Linked DNA regions of Homo sapiens: region 2 is linked to region 1. Evidence: read pairs that join two places in POLR2A ChIA-PET (ENCODE). Cell type or tissue: CD4-positive, alpha-beta T cell. All regions are shown on one strand.

What was found. Peaks named below come from ENCODE experiments on the same cell type or tissue, not always from the same donor. Only the 100,000 strongest peaks of a DNase experiment are listed, where the experiment ranks them.
Region 2: POLR2A ChIA-PET joins it to region 1 with 5 read pairs; 2 of 35 experiments call an interaction of 5 or more read pairs at or near these places.

Annotation. Positions count from the first base shown.
Region 1 is chr4:48,724,325-48,732,324 of GRCh38, reverse strand. All of the region lies in intron 1 of FRYL (FRY like transcription coactivator), which reads left to right. Among named protein-coding and RNA genes, the nearest start is that of FRYL, 52 kb to the left of the region's middle. In CD4-positive, alpha-beta T cell, no CTCF peak of the experiment used is centred here; a DNase peak (open chromatin) is centred at 3,254; H3K4me3 peaks cover 876 bases; H3K27ac peaks cover 670 bases.
Region 2 is chr4:48,854,525-48,862,524 of GRCh38, reverse strand. OCIAD1 (OCIA domain containing 1) reads right to left here. Exons shown (of 9, transcript NM_017830.4): 8 at 5,160-5,312; 9 at 710-1,800. The coding sequence ends at 1,763. OCIAD1-AS1 (OCIAD1 antisense RNA 1) reads left to right here and starts at 2,322. Exons shown (of 2, transcript NR_146806.1): 1 at 2,322-2,368. In CD4-positive, alpha-beta T cell, no CTCF peak of the experiment used is centred here; no DNase peak of the experiment used is centred here.

The sequences.
Region 1 (8,000 bases):
CAACAGTGTAAAAGCATTCCTATTTTTCCACAGCCTCTCCAGCATCTATTGTTTCCTGGCTTTTTAATGATCACCATTCTAACTGGCGTGAGATAGTATCTCATTGTGGTTTTGATTTGCATTTCTCTAATGACCTGTGATGATGAGCATTTTTTCAAATGTCTGTTGGCTGCGTAAGTGTCATCTTTTGAGAAGTGTCTGTTCATATCCTTTGCCCATTTTTTGATGGGGTTGTTTGCTTTTTTCTTGTAAATTTATTTAAGTTCTTTGTAGATTCTGGATATTAGCCCTTTGTCAGATGAATAGATTGCAAAAATTTTCTCCCATTCTGTAGGTTGCCTCACTCTGATGATAGTTTCTTTTGCTGTGCAGAAGCTCTTTAGTTTGATTAGATCCCATTTGTCAATTTTGGCTTCTGTTGCCATTGCTTTTGGAGTTTTAGACATTTTGCCCATGCCTATGTCCTGAATGGTATTGCCCAGGTTTTCTTCTAGGATTTTTATGGTCCTAGGTCTTATGTTTAAGTCTTTGATCCATCTCGAGTTGATTTTTGTATAAGGTATAAGGAAGGGGCCCAGTTTCAGTTTTCTGCATATGGCTAGCCAGTTTTCCCAACACCATTTATTAAATAGGGAATCTTTTCCCCATTGCTTGTGTGTGTCAGGTTTGTCAAAGATCAGATGGTGGTAGATGTGTGGTGTTATTTCTGAGGCCTCTGTTCTGTTCCATTGGTCTATATCTCTGTTTTGGTACCAGTACCATGCTGTTTTGGTTACTGTAGCCTTGTAGTAAAGTTTGAAGTCAGGTAGCCTGATGCCTCCAGCTTTGTTCTTCTTGCCCAGGATTGTCTTGGCTATGCAGGCTCTTTTTGGTTCCATATGAAGTTTAAAGTAGTTTTTTCCAATTCTGTGAAGAAAGTCTGTGGTAGCTTGATGGGGATAGCATGGAATCTATAAATTACTTTGGGCAGTAAGGACATTTTCATGATATTGATTCTTCCTATCCATGAGCGTCGAATGTTTTTCCATTTGTTTGTGTCCTCTCTTATTTCCCATTATTATTGTGTGGGAGTCTTAAGTCTCTTGATAGGTCTCTAAGAACTTGCTTTTTGAATCTGGGTGCTGCTGTATTGGGTGCATATGTATTTAGGATACTTAGCTCTTCTTGTTGAATTGATCTCTTTACCATTACGTAATGGCCTTCTTTGTTTCTTTTGGTCTTTGTTGGTTTAAAGTCTGTTTTATCAGAGACCAGGACTGCAACCCCTGCTTTTTTTTTTGCTTTCCATTTGCTTGGTAGATCTTCCTCCATCCCTTTATTTTGAGCCTATGTGTGGCGTTGCACGTGATGTGGTTCTCTTCAATATAGCACACTGAGGGGTCTTGACTCTTTATCCAATTTGCCAGTCTGTGTCTTTTAATTGGGGCATTTAGCACATTTACATTTAAGGTTAATATTGTTATGTGTGAATTTGATCCTGTCATTATGATGCTAGCTGGTTATTTGGCCTGTTAATTGATGGAGTTTCTTCATAGCATTGATGGTCTTTACAATTTGGCATGTTTTGCAGTGGCTGGTATTTAGTGTTTAGTGATTCCTTCAGGAGCTGTTGTAAGGCAGGCTTGGTGGTGACAGAATCTCTCAGCATTTGCTTGTCTGTAAAGGATTTTATTTCTCCTTCACTTATGAAGCTTAGTTTGGCTGGATATGAAATTCTGGGTTGAAAATTCTTTTCTTTAAGGATGTTGATTGGCCCCCACTGTCTTCTGGCTTGTAGGGTTTCCGCAGAGAGATCCGCTGTTATTCTGATGGGCTTCCCTTTTGTGGGTAACCCAGCCTTTCTCTCTGGCTGTCCTTAACATTTTTTCCTTCATTTCAACCTTGGTGAATCTGACAATTACGTGGCTTGGGGTTGATCTTTTTGAGGAGTATCTTTGTGTTGTTCTCTGTATTTCCTGAATTTGATTGCCCTGCCTTGCTAGGTTGGGGAAGTTCTCCTGGATAATATCCTGAAGAGTGTTTTCTAACTTGGTTTCCTTCTCCCCATCACTTTCAGATACACCAATCAAATGCAGATTTGGTCTTTTCACATAGTCCCATATTTTCTTGGAGGTTTTGTTCGTTTCTTTTCACTCTTTTTTTCTCTAATTTTGTCTTCTCACTTTATTTCATTAATTTGATCTTCAGTCACTGATATCCTTTCTTCCACTTGATTGGCTCAGCTATTGAAGCTTGTGTATGCTTCATGAAGTTCTCGTGCTGTGGTTTTCAGCTCCATCAGGTCATTTAAGCTCTTCTCTACACTGGTTATTCTAATTAGCCATTCGTCTAACCTTTTTTCAAAGTTTTTAGCTTCCTTGCGATGGGTTAGAACATGCTCAGAGAAGTTTGTTATTACTGACCTTCTGAAGCCTACCTCTGTCAATTTGTCAAACTCATTCTCTGTCCAGTTTTGTTCCCTTGGTGGCGAGGAGTTGTGTTCCTTTGGATGAGAAGAGGCGTTCTGGTTTTTGGACTTTTCAGCCTTTCTGCTGTGGCTTCTCTCCATCTTTGTGGTTTTATCTACCTTTGGTCTTTGATGTTGGTGACCTACGGATGGGGTTTTGGTGGGTATGTCTTTTTTGTTGATGTTGATGCTCTTCCTTTCTGTTTATTAGTTTTCCTTCTAATAGGCCCCTCAGCTGCAGATGTGTTGGAGTTTGCTGGAGGTCCACTCCAGACCCTGTTTGCCTGGGTTTCACCAGCGGTGGCTGTAGAACAGCAAATATTGCTGCCTGATCCTTCCTCTAGAAGCTTCGTCCCAGAGAGGCACCCGCCTGTATGAGGTGTCTGTCAGTCCCTACTGAGAGGTGTCTTCCAGTCAGGCTACACAGGGGTCAGAGACCCATTTGAGGAGGCAGTCTGTCCGTTATCAGAGCTCGAACACCGTGCTGGGAGAACAGCTGCTCTCTTCAGAGCTGTCAGACAGGGACATTTAAGTCTGGAGAAGCTGTCTGCTGCCTTTTATTCAGACGTGGCCTGTCCCCAGATGTGGAATCTAGAGAGGCAGTAGGCCTTGCTGAGCTGTGGTGGGCTCCGCCCAGTTGGAGCTTCCTTGCCACTTTGTTTACACTGTGAGCATAGAACCACCTACTCAAGTGTCAGCAGTGGCAGATGCACCTCAGCAAACTCCCACGTCCCAGGTCAATCTCAGACTGCTGCGCTAGCAGTGAGCAAGGCTCCGTGGGCATGGGACCTGCTGAGCCAGGCACGGGAGGGGATCTCCTGGTCTGCCAGTTGCGAAGACCGTGGGAAAAGCACAGTATTTAGGCAAGAGTGTACTGCGCCTCCAGGTACAGTCACTCACGGCTTCCCTTGGCTAGGAAAGGGAAATCCCCTGACCGCTTGCATTTCCCAGGTGAGGTGACGACCTGCCCTGCTTCGGCTTGCCCTCCGTGGGCTGCACCCACTGTCCAACCAGTCCCAGTGAGATGTACCAGGTACCTCAGTTGGAAATGCAGAAATCACCATCTTCTGCGTTGATCTTGCTGGGAGCTGCAGACCAGAGCTGTTACTATTCGTCCATCTTGGAAGCAACCCTCTCTTCTTACTTTCATGGTTTCTGGGGAGAAATTCTGGGGATGTAAATCTTATCTTTGTTCTTCTATAGGTATGGTGTTTTTATCTTCTGGCTTCTTTCAGGATTTTGTCTTTATCTTAGATTTTCTGTAGTTGCGTATGATTTGGCATGTCTAAGTGTAGGTTTTTTGTTTGCTTTTTTTGTTTTTTCAGCATCTCTCCTGCTTGGTGTTCTCTTAACTTCCTGGGTATCTGGTTTGATATCTGACATTAATTTGGGGGAAATTCTCAGTCATTATTATTTTAAGTATTTCTTCTGTTCCTCTCCTTTCCTTCTGGTACTCCCATTTCACACATGTTACACTCTTTGTAATTGTCCCACAGTTCTTGAGTTTTGTGTTTCGTCCTCTGTTTTTTTTTCCCCCACTCTTTTTACTCTTTGCTTTCCAGTTTTTGAGGTTATTATTGAGATATCTTCAATCTCAGATATATATATTTTTTGCTATGTCATCTGCTTTATTGATTAGAGCTCTTAGCATGTTAATCAGAGTTGTTTTCAGTTCCTGATCTGATAATTCCAATGTCTTGCCATATCTAAGTCTTGTTCCGATGCTTGCTCTGTCTTTTCAAACTACATTATTTGCCTTTTAGTATGCCTTGTGATCTTTTCTTTGTAGCTGGACATGATGTACTGTGTAAAAGGAGCTGTTTAATATAGGGTTTTATAATGTGGTGGCAAGGTGTGGAGGAAGGGGAGGTCTTCTATAGTCCTCTGATTAGATCTCAGTCTTTTAGTGAGTCTGTGCCTCTGGATTATCAGCTTCACAAGTGCTTCTCAGTACTCCCTTAGGTGGGACAGTATAGTTAAGAGTAGGCTAGAGTTGGGTATTTCCTGTCTGCCACATGGAAGGCTAGAACTGCCTAGAGTTAGGTATTTCTTTTCCTCCACATGGAAGGCTAAGGCTGACTGGGATTAGGTATTAACCTACCCCCAAGTTAGTTAGGGGTAGTTAGCAAGTTAGTCTCTGGCTAAATAGTTTCTCCTGAGGGCAAGCCTTGTTAAAAACAGAATGTTGTGGTGCATTTCAAAATGGTTGTTTTTCCTCTCTTTTGGAAGTAGGGGGGATTTTTCTGATATTCACTGTGAGAACTTAGGTCAAGCTCCTGGAGGTAAAAGTCAGAAAAAGTGCGATAGGCCCCTTCTGACTGGGTTCCCTGGAGTTTTTGACTCTCAGACTTTCTTACACTGATCCTCCAACAATTTGTCAATTACAGGTCAGGTTTTTCTTCCCTTGCACTGGTTCCCTCAACCTTCTGCTCATGGGTTTCTACTATGGTAAGTTGTGATTCTCTGTATCCTTCTGTATGTCCCTCCAATTTGGGGGGCAGTGGGGCAGTGGTTTGCCTTATGACCTCATTTCTTTTAAGGAGCTAAGATTAGTTGTTGTTGTTGTTTTTTCAATTTGTTCGCTTTTTACTTATTTTGGAGTGATGACTTCCAAGCTTCTTTCAGGTCAGATCAGAAACCAGACGTCTCTTCTTCCCATTTTTTTTTAAGTTGCTATACAGTATTCCTTTCTGGAGGCAAACAGTATTATAAGTTTTAGTGCATCCTTGCAGAGGTAGCCTGCTATTTAAAAATCTTTAAAAATTGAGATGAGATTACTGATTCCAAAGGCACATTCCATTAAAAAAACCTTTATTTCTGTAGTTATAATCCATTTCTCACTATTGATGTCATAGTTGTATGTTTTTCTGTCCATCTCTTAAACTACCTGCCCCTGTCAGATTTTCTTGATTTGCTGAATTTTGATAATTTTATTGGAATTTTCAAATAACTAATATACTAGTCAAGGTAGGTTAGCTTATGCTGCAATAAGAAAAGAATCCTCCAATTATCAGTCGCTTAAAACACAAAGATTATTATTTCTCACTCATATCAAGTTTGTACCTTTCAGGGAAAGTTGTCTTTCCTGTAAAGGCACTATGAGTCATCAATTACTGAGACAGCAGAAGAGAGAGGTTCAGAGCCCAACAATTAAATGCATCTGTGGAAGTTTTTTGTTTGTTTGTTTGTTTGTTTTGGAGATGGAGTCTCGCTCTGTCGCCCAGACTGGAGTGCTGTGGCATGATCTCGGCTCACTGCAACCTCTGCTTCCCGGGTTCAAGCAATTCTCATGCCTCAGCCTCACTAGTAGCTGGGATTACAGGCATACGCCACCATGCCTGGCTAATTTTTGTATTTTTAGTAGAGACAGGGTTTCACCATGTTGGCCAGGCTGGTCTCAAATTCCTGATCTCAAGTGATCCACCCACCTCGGCCTCCCAAAGTGCTGGGATTACAGGCATGAGCCACTGCACCCGCCCGCATCTGTGGAAATTTATAGGTCACTTCTCCTCACATTTCATTGACCAACAGAAGTCACATGACTGTGTCTAACTTCAACAGGGAAAAGGAAAGTAAAATTCTTCATTATGCCCAGAAGGAGAAGGGAAAATGGATAATGTTGTTAATGGCCTCTGTATCTTTATTTTTCTGATTACTTGCTTCGTGTTTTCTTGAAAGTGTCTTGTCATCTCTAACCCTGATTGCAGGTGCTGGTTTGGTAAGCCTGACCACCTCACCACCTACCCCCACAAAAAGAACTTATATCTTAGAAAAGCAAGTAGTTTTGCCTTTCACATCTTTGTTAAGAATTTCAAGGTCATTATCTCTGAAATTCTGAGAATTTCACCAGTCCTCTGTATTTGCCAATTCGTGTCATAAGATTGGTGATTTTTTTTCCTATATAGTAGTTTCCCCTTATCCTCAGTAGATGTGTTCCAAGACCCCAGTGGAAGCCTGAAACCTCAGATAGTGCCAAATCCTATGTATACTATGTTTTTTTCCCATACATACATACCTCTGATAAAGTTTAATTCCTAAATAAGGCGCAGTAAGAGATTAACAACAATAGTTAATAAGATAGAACAATTATAACAATATGCCAGCATCACTACTCTTGTGCTTTGGGACCATTGTTAAGTAAAATAAAGATTACTTGAACACAAGCACTGTGATACTGCGAGAGTGGATCTGATAACTGAGACTGCTCCTAAGTGACTAGCGGGTGGGTAGCATAGACAGTGTGGATGTGGACACACTGGACAAAGGGATAATTCATGTCCCGGGTGGGCAGGATGGAGCAGGACAGCGTGACATTTCATCACGCTACTGAGAATGATGTGCTATTTAAAACTTATGAATTGTTTATTTCTGAAATTTTCCATTTAATATTGTCGACTGAGGTTAACTGAAACCTTGAAAAATGAAACCTGGATAAGGGGATACGGTTGTACACTTTATTTAGTGTTGATAAATAGCACAGGCTGTATCAGAGCTTGACACGAGATTGTATTCTCTCTTTCTCTCAGAGGATAGACAGAGTCTGTTGAAGATTGCAGTTGGTATTTAGTGCAGAGAATTTGATGGAGGGGAGCAATTAAGTGTGGGCCATTTTCTTCTGGGCCTCACCTTAGTGGAGTAGACTGGCAGGCAGGCTCTTGGAGTGGATGGAGCACAGCAGATATGGCCGATGTAAGGGCAGATTGATTCTCTTTTGTCTCATGTCAAAATACCTTTGTGAAAATTCAGAAGTTTCAGATGAAGGGTGAGACCCCTTTCTAATTTCTGATGATGCTTGAATTTTCTCTTTTATATTGATTTAATCATCTTGAGGGATAATGGAACAGGGAGCTAAGTCAAATGTGTATTCTTAGGTTATCATCTGAATATTGCTTCTCCTTTTAAGCTTGTTTGGATAAAGTTTGATTCCAGTATTTAACAGGAATAAAAACAGTTTCAAATTTGTTATTTTTTGGAGACATTAGGTTCCATCTCAACATGGATGTAAAATAAGATATTCAAATATATTGGATTTATGTGCTGAAGGCAACAAGTTTCCCTCCCTTTCTCTATTATTCTACCCTACTCTAAAGTCCTCTAAAGGCAGCACGATGGAAATTTATGAAGTTGTTAATACGCATTTTATTGAATAAACTGTTTGAAAGTATGCATATTGGTGTTTTTCTTTGATTCTTGTCATTTATTATCAGGGGCACCGTTTGTTTAATCAACAAATGTTTATTGAGTTCCTGTGACCCAGGAGATGATGTTGGGGATTGTAAATATCCACAAGACAGCCCCCCCGCACCCAACTCCTGGAGCTTGCTTTTTAGTCGGGTAGACAAACAGTAAACAAATATTGGATGATAAACTCTATGATGAGAAATTAAGTTTGCTTAGAGAGTGATGGTGTCCGTTATTTTAGATAGGGTATGTGGGAAGTCCTCTTTGGAGGGTAGTATTTGCAATGATCTGAACAAAGGGAGGGAGCAAGCCATGCCCAGGGGAAAAGCTTTCCAGGCAGAGGGGTTAGCAAGCACACAGGCCCAACATGGAA
Region 2 (8,000 bases), 130 kb before region 1:
CAACCCCCAGGGAATATACCTAGGCCCCAAAGAACAGCCACATTAGGCTGGCTAGACTTCAGAATTGCAAGCCAAGCCTTTCCTTTTCTCTTTTTGAATGGGAATCTCCAGAGTAGTGATGTTATGCCTAACAGGTGAACAAAGCAGATAAGTTCTTAAGTTCAGGCCTTCAGACAGAGAAATGGTATTCATGACGCTTTTATTCATGAAGCTTTACCCAAGGAGCCTCATCCATACCTTATCCTGATTAGATGATCAGCTCCTAGACTTTGAGCTTTTGTAATGGCATAGGAAACAGAGGTCCTCAGGAAAGGGATGTGAATTACAGCTGCCAAATGATAGACTGAAAGATGGCTGCGGTATCTCCCATCCCATGTGTTCTTTCTAAAATGTGACTAGGTGGGGGTCTATTGGTCCAGGTTCCTAACGTCCACTATAAAATGGTGTAGTATTTACATATAACCAATGCACATCCTCCTATATACTTTAAGTCATTTATAGATTACTTGTAATGCCTAATGTAAATGCTATGTAAATAGTTATTACAATGTATTGTTTGGGAATAACAAGAGTTCAGTACAGACAACCATCCATTTCTCTCCCTCAAATATTTTCAATCTGCAGTTGATTGAATCTGCAGATACGGAACCCACAGATACGAAGGGTCACTGTACACCAATTTTTCTTTTTAACATAATATCAGTCTCTGTGATGTATACCAAATTTTTATTGTTTTAGAATTTACAAATTCTTTAAAAATGCTTTTTAAGGCATTTACCTATTTACTATATTATCAATTTATCTACATAAATCACATTCATTATATTTTTATTTTTTTAGACACAGGGTCTCACTCAGTCGCACAGGCTGGAGTTCAGTGGTGTGACCACAGCTCACTGCAACCCAGAACCACTGGGTTCAACTGATCCTCCCAACTCAGCCTCTTAAGTAACTAGGACTACAGGCACACGACACCATCGCCAGCTAATTTTTATTTTTTTGTAAAGACAGGGTCTCGCTTTGTTGCCCAGGCTGGTCTCAAACTCCTGGACTCATGCAATCCTCCCACTTCGGCCTCCCAAAGTGCTGGGATTACAGGCATGAACCACTGCCCACTGCCTCCAGCCATATTATAGATTTATAGCCATATTATAGCCATATTATAGAAATATTATAGATGACTTTATTTCCTATACCTACATGATTATAACTAGCTTAAAAATAAATCAATAAATTACAAACAATAAAACCATAAAATCAAGGAAGATGAGGGCTGTTGCATGTTCCTTTACATTTTATTTGCCATAAACATTAAGATAATACAGAAAATACTGGAGAAAAAAAGCTTTTTAATAATTTCTTGATGCAAAGCTTCACACTTAAAAATTATGCTTGCTCCCCCCATCCACCCCAATTCAACATGCAGATATCATTTATTTTCTTATATGCTGATTCTAGAGCATTGTAATCTCGACGGTTTTTTAAGAGTTATCTTTGCCCTTGCAACAATTTCACAAACTGTATACAATCATGGTATAATACCATCATTCAAATGAATCCCTAAGGTGAGTACATTTACACAATATTAACACTAAAAATCTGTGTTTTTTTAAAACACCATAGAAGTCAAACCACAAAAACCCAGGATCTTGTTTTAAATGTGTTTATGAAGACTGCTGCTGAGCTCAAAGCATGCAGGTAATCATGACCACCTAGATGAAGCTGGATGTTGAAACTCCTTCATGTCCAATGATGTAATTTTTCACTCATCCCAAGTATCTCCATACTTGTTTACTTTGACTAGGAAAAAAGCATAAATAATTGATGATTCCAAGCAATAATAAGTAAAAGACATTATTTTAAGTTTGTTGCTATGATGAAAAGTTATGTTTCTCTCTCATTTGAATAAAAGCACATGAGAGTCAAATTATAATTACAAAAAGGGGATGACCAGACTTTTGTGAACTTGGGGTTGGACAAATGCATTGTATCTAGAATTTTACATAAATAGTTAGTCCTCATAACAAACTTCTAAACACAATTCTCATTTTAATGGTGAGAAAAAAGATTAGTAACTTGCCCAAGGTACAAGCCCTAACAAGAACTGAGATTTGAGTATAGGTCTGTTTAGATCCAAAGCCTAGGTACCTTTACATCTTTACCATACTACCTAAGTGTGGCACATATTAAGCCATATACAAAAAAAAAAAAAAATAGTGGGAAATAATAAAACAAACATTTGAATTTTCGTTTTTCACAAAAAATACAGCAGTAGAAATGGTCAAGTGTTCAAGTTGTAATTAATTCAATCTTCTCTCTCAGGGCTGTAAATACTACTATAAGAAGAAAATACTACTACATTTTACAGGTACTCTATATTTTACATTTTAAAACATGCTCCGCTGTCTATTCTACTCCTTTACTTTTTTGCTTCTCTTCCACATAGCTTCTGTCTGTGAGTAATCATAACAATATAAAGCAGCAGTTATCACAGTGTGGACTCTTCAGGGAATACATGAAGTCAAAATTATTTCATTATTATACTAAGACATTATATATCCTTATGTTTCACATTTTGCCTTTTCCCCTTGCTCTCATTCCCTCATGAGTATATGTTACATGGTTTTCTAGAAGCTACAGGATGTGTGGTGACATTGCTCTGGCAGCTAATGGAATATGTGCTTGAATTTTTTAAATTTCTGGGTCTTAATTTCTAATTAGATAAATATCAACCACATAAGCTAAAGGTGAAAACTTTAAGTGACACTTTCTGACCATGTGAATCTACCCTGTACTAATTTCAACAATAATTCAGAAAATGACTGAAACTATTTCATAACAAGTCTTTTCTTTAAATTATATAAAGCACACAAAAAACCAGCTTTTCCCAAAAAAAGAAAAAATCATTTCACATTCTTGTGTCATGTAACAGAACTTGAAGACTTCAGTCAAAAATCAAAAATGTCAAAATCCAGCAAATGTTAAAGGTCTACCAAATTTCCTTTCTTAACCTCTATTACCATAGAAGCCTAAACCAAAATACTCAATTTCTGATACAGTGTAAAGTACTATGCTATGCAGACAATAATAGAAAAGATTACAAAAATGAGAAAAATATTACTTTCTGCCCTCACAGAGCTTACAATCTAAATCCTCAAATTAATTAGCAGGACAAAGTACCGACAAGTCTTTACATATTACAGAGCAATGGCCACTAGATGCAGTTTATGCTAAATGTTGTTTGATGACAAACATTCAAAAGTATGGTACATCCCTAATTCATTTCAAAGGTAGATTTTTTTTACATCAATAATATGATGCAGATATTATCTATCATTGTTATAAAAACAGAACTCCAAACGAAGCAACCGCTAATGATTAAAAATAAAATTAGCTCTAAAAAATGACCATAACAACAAATACTAAGGACTTTCATGTATTTTTGCATTCTTTGTGGCATATGACCTTCAAGAAGGTACCAAAGACCTATTATTTCCATTTTTAAAGTAGTAAATAGAAAATCTTGAAACAATGACACATACTCTGAAATTCCTTAAGAGAAAATCATAAAACCCTATACTGAAATAGCTATAAAACCCTATTCGAATGTCCTCTTCCTTTAGAGGTAAACTTGTATCAAAAAATTTACTTTGGCTAATGTATAGCTATTCCAAAAAGACTTAAAAGAAACCAGGATTTAAAAATTCATCTTTAAGAAATGCCTTAGAAGCTGGCATATAACTCTTTCAAATTCACAAATGTACAAGAAAGGTCAGGCACAGTGGCTCCCACCTATAATCCCAGCATTCTGGGAGGCCAAGGTGAAAGGACTGGTTGAGCCCAGGAGTTTGAGACCAGCCTTGGCAACATAGGGAAAAACCCACTGCACCAAAAAAAATTTTTAACAGCCAGGGATGGTGGCATACAACTGTAGTCCCAGCTACTCAGGAAGCTGAGGTAGGAGGACTGCTTGAACCCAGGAGGTCAAGACTGCAGTAAGCCATGATTACACCACTGCACTCCAGCCTGGGTGACAGAATAAAACCATCTCAAAAAGAAAAAACAAACAAACAGAACAAAAAAACACGAGAAAAACCCAAATGTACAAGAAAATCAATCTCATTACTCAATCATTCTGTGGTTAGGCCACAAGTGGTATTACAGCGCAACGCCAACCTCAGGTCACTACAGCAACTTATGCGATAGATGTATCATTAGGAAAATAAGACTATCAGATCTCCAAGGAGATTTGTTGTAAGAGAGAAACAGTCAAATGAGTATGTCTCTACCCTGTGTTAAACTAATCTTGCTGTCTTAAGACTTACTATTTGGACTTCACTATTTTCTTCCTTTTTTTGGCGGGGGGAGGGGGGAACAGAGCCTCGCTCCGTCATCCAGGCTGCAGTGCAGTGGCGTGATGTCGGTTCACTGCAACCTCTGCCTCCTGGGTTCATGCAGTTCTCCTGCCTCAGCCTCCCGAGTAGCTAGGATTACAGGCATGCACCACCATGCCCAGCTGATTTTTGTATTTTTAGTAGAGACAAGGTATCGCCATGTTGGCCATGCTGGTCTCCAATTCCTGGCCTCAAGTGATACACCCAGCTTGGTCTCCCAAAGTGCTGGGATTTCAGGCATGAGACACCACACCTGGCCTTGACTTCATTATTTTCTAACACAAAATGGCCTTTGGAACACCTTAAAAATGGAAAACTGGCCGGACACGGTGGCTCAAGCCTGTAATCCTAGCACTCTCAGAGACTGAGGCAGGCGGATCACAAGGTCAAAAGATCGAGACCATCCTGGCCAACATGATGAAACCCCATCTCTACTAAAAATACAAAAAATTAGCTGGGCGTGGGGGCCTGTAGTCCTAGCTATTTGGGAGGCTGAGGCAGGAGGATTGCTTGAATCCAGGAGGCAGAGGCTGCAGTGAGCCAAGATCGTGCCACTGCACTCCAGCCTGGCGACGGAGCAAGACTCCGTCTCAAAAAAAAAAAAAGAACTGATAACTGTAAAGTACTATTTTAAAAATATTTTACTTTGGTTAATTGCTTGAAGAGTTAAATCACATATTAATTAATTTTTTATAGTATTGTTTTAAAGTAATGTTTTAGTTTCCAATCCTCAACAGTAAAGTGATTCAGACTAAACTATCATACCTTCTTTTTTTGGCACTCTTTCATGCATAGGCCTGACTGAGGGGTCAGTCTTTTGTGTTAAAGATACTTCATATGACTCTCTGTTCTTATTCCTTAATTCCTCATATGTAATATTTTTTCTTTTAGGACTTTCTTCAAGGTTGGGATCAGGTCCTAAAACAACAAACAGTTAATAAATGGTAATAAAAGGATTTGTATAACTCTAAAGCAACTAAATTTTACAAATGCTCCTTACAAAAGGAGCTACAATCAAAATAGAATAAAGAATCAAATTATTACCACCATTTCACAGGTACTATACTTTCACCAAGATAATCATCAAACTGAAATCTACTTCCACCCATATTTTTAAGCTTTTATTTCTAAAAATTAAAATGGACATCAAAAATTTTAAAAACTAAACCACAGCCAGAAGAAAAATATGTATCATAATATATAACAGTACAATTTAAACTCATTAAAATACCAGTGTTTTAAACTGGAGTTACTCATACTGTATACAGAATTAAAAGAGAAATATATTCTACTAGGGACAACTGAATAAAACTTGACATAGCATAGATTTTACTCAATATATAGTTAAATAGTCCTATAACCACAGACTCTATGAAAACAACTCCAGCTATTTTCAAAAATCATTTATTTTACCTTTTTACAAAATTTAAACAAAAATACTGAAAATAGGCCAGGCACAATGGCTCACAACTATAATCCCAGCACTTTGGAAGGCCGAGGCGGGCGGATCACCTGAGGTCAGGAGTTCAAGACCAGCCTGGCCAACAAGAAACCTCATCTCTACTAAAAACACAAAATTAGTTGGGCGTGGTGGCACACACCTGTAATCCTAACTACTAAGGAGGCTGAGGCAGAATCGCTTGAACCCAGGAGGCGGAGGTTGCAGTGAGCTGAGATCGCGCCATTGCACTCCAGCCTGGGCAACAAGAGCAAAACTCTGTCTCAAAAAAAAAGGAAAAAAAGTTGAAAATAATTACTTGAAAAGTATAAAACATAGCCTTTAATCAGAATATGTGTTGTTTTCATTCCAGTCTAACAGATGCAATGTTGATGCAGAAGAAAGTATCAACTGTTATTTTGGCCTGGGAACTAACATTTATTCTTTATTTCTCCCAAAGAGAGTCAAAATGTGAATATTACATATTATCATAGAGTCAAATGTAAATATAATGCAGTGGTTACTCCTAATATTGGTTGACAGGATCAAATAGTGAACATAGTTTATACAATTTATAAACAGCAAAAAAGGCCATATGAACATTAAAAAAAAAAGATGCTAACATTCAGTGAACAACTACTTAACTTACAAAGTCTTACCTACCACATACCACACCAAAAGTACTGTTTTTCAAAGATGTTTTCAATAAGACATACAAATTGGGCATATACTTTTAATATTAACTTTTTAAAAAATAATTTTTGTGATACTTATTTAGAACTCAAAGGTAGGATCCCAGTGAATAATCAGAATTTTCTAAGCAACATAACTATACATTAAATAATGTTTTCAACCATAAACTTTTTTTTTTTTTTTTGAGACAGAGTCTCACTCTGTTACCCAGGCTGGAGCACAGGGGCACAATCTCGACTCACTGAAACCTCCCCCTGCCAGGTTCCAGTGATTGTCCTGCCTGAGCCTCCCAAGTAGCTGGGATTATAGGCATGTGCCACTATGCCCAGCTAATTTTGCATTTTTAGTAGAGACAGGGTTTCGCCATATTGGTCAGGCTGGTCTTGAACTCTGACCTCAGGTGATCCACCCGCCTCGGCCTCCCAAAGTGCTGGGATTACAGGCATGAGCCACTGCACCCAGCCATTTTCAACCATAAACATTTATTCTGCTAAATAAATATATACTATACTTATATAAAGCAAAGAGGATTTAAATTTCTCCTAATTAGTTCTAGTATTATATGATGGTTCAAAACTACATTTTTCTTACTAAAAAAAGAATGTAAAGAAAAATATTATAACCTTATATTGGGATTAAAACACTTTGCATTTCATTAGTAATAAGTAATTACTGAACTCATTTCCCTTCACCATATATGTTATATTAAAAATTCTGAAGGAAATCGTGTGTACTTCAGGAACCTTGGGTTCTTAACCCCACTCTGCTGACAATTAGGAAATGTCCTTGGGCAAATCACTAAGCTTCTTTGAATCCTGGTTTTCTCAATTGCGAAATATGGTAGTTTGAGCAGATGATCTCTGAAGTTCCTTCCAGGTCTAATACTTTTTCTTATAAAAAATATTTTACCATTATAAAATTCTGGAACAAATAATGAAAATATACATCAGACAGAAGAAGACTGGGGAGAATTTCCCACACTATGGAGAGAACATGATTTACTATTTTGGGAAGGTTATAAAGAACTGGAAGGAATAAAAAAATGTAAAGTGGCACTGATTTAAATCTAACTGTAATAAACTCTAAGTCTCCTAACAGCTCTGAAGGAGTGCTTGCTATTTTAAAAGATTAATAACTCTCTGAATTCCTGGTAAAAGAAAGCAGAACTAAAGTAGGACTTAAACCAAAGAATAAGATGCCCTGGTAGGGGAGGATAGCATCTGGGGCAAAGCAAAAGCAGGCCACTGCTGGCCCATGTGGAGAGCAGTAAAAAAGTAGCCACTTTGATTTAGAGAAGGGGGTCAGAAGGCAGAGCAGTGGATGGATGGATGGCTGCTGTGGAAGGCATAAAATAATATTAAGACATGGCCTTGCTAAGTAGTCTGTGGGTAGATACCAAAGGGCTTTTTGTTTGTTGGCTTTTGTATGGAAAAAAACTATATAACAGAATTTCCTAATGCAAATGGTGGGGAAGA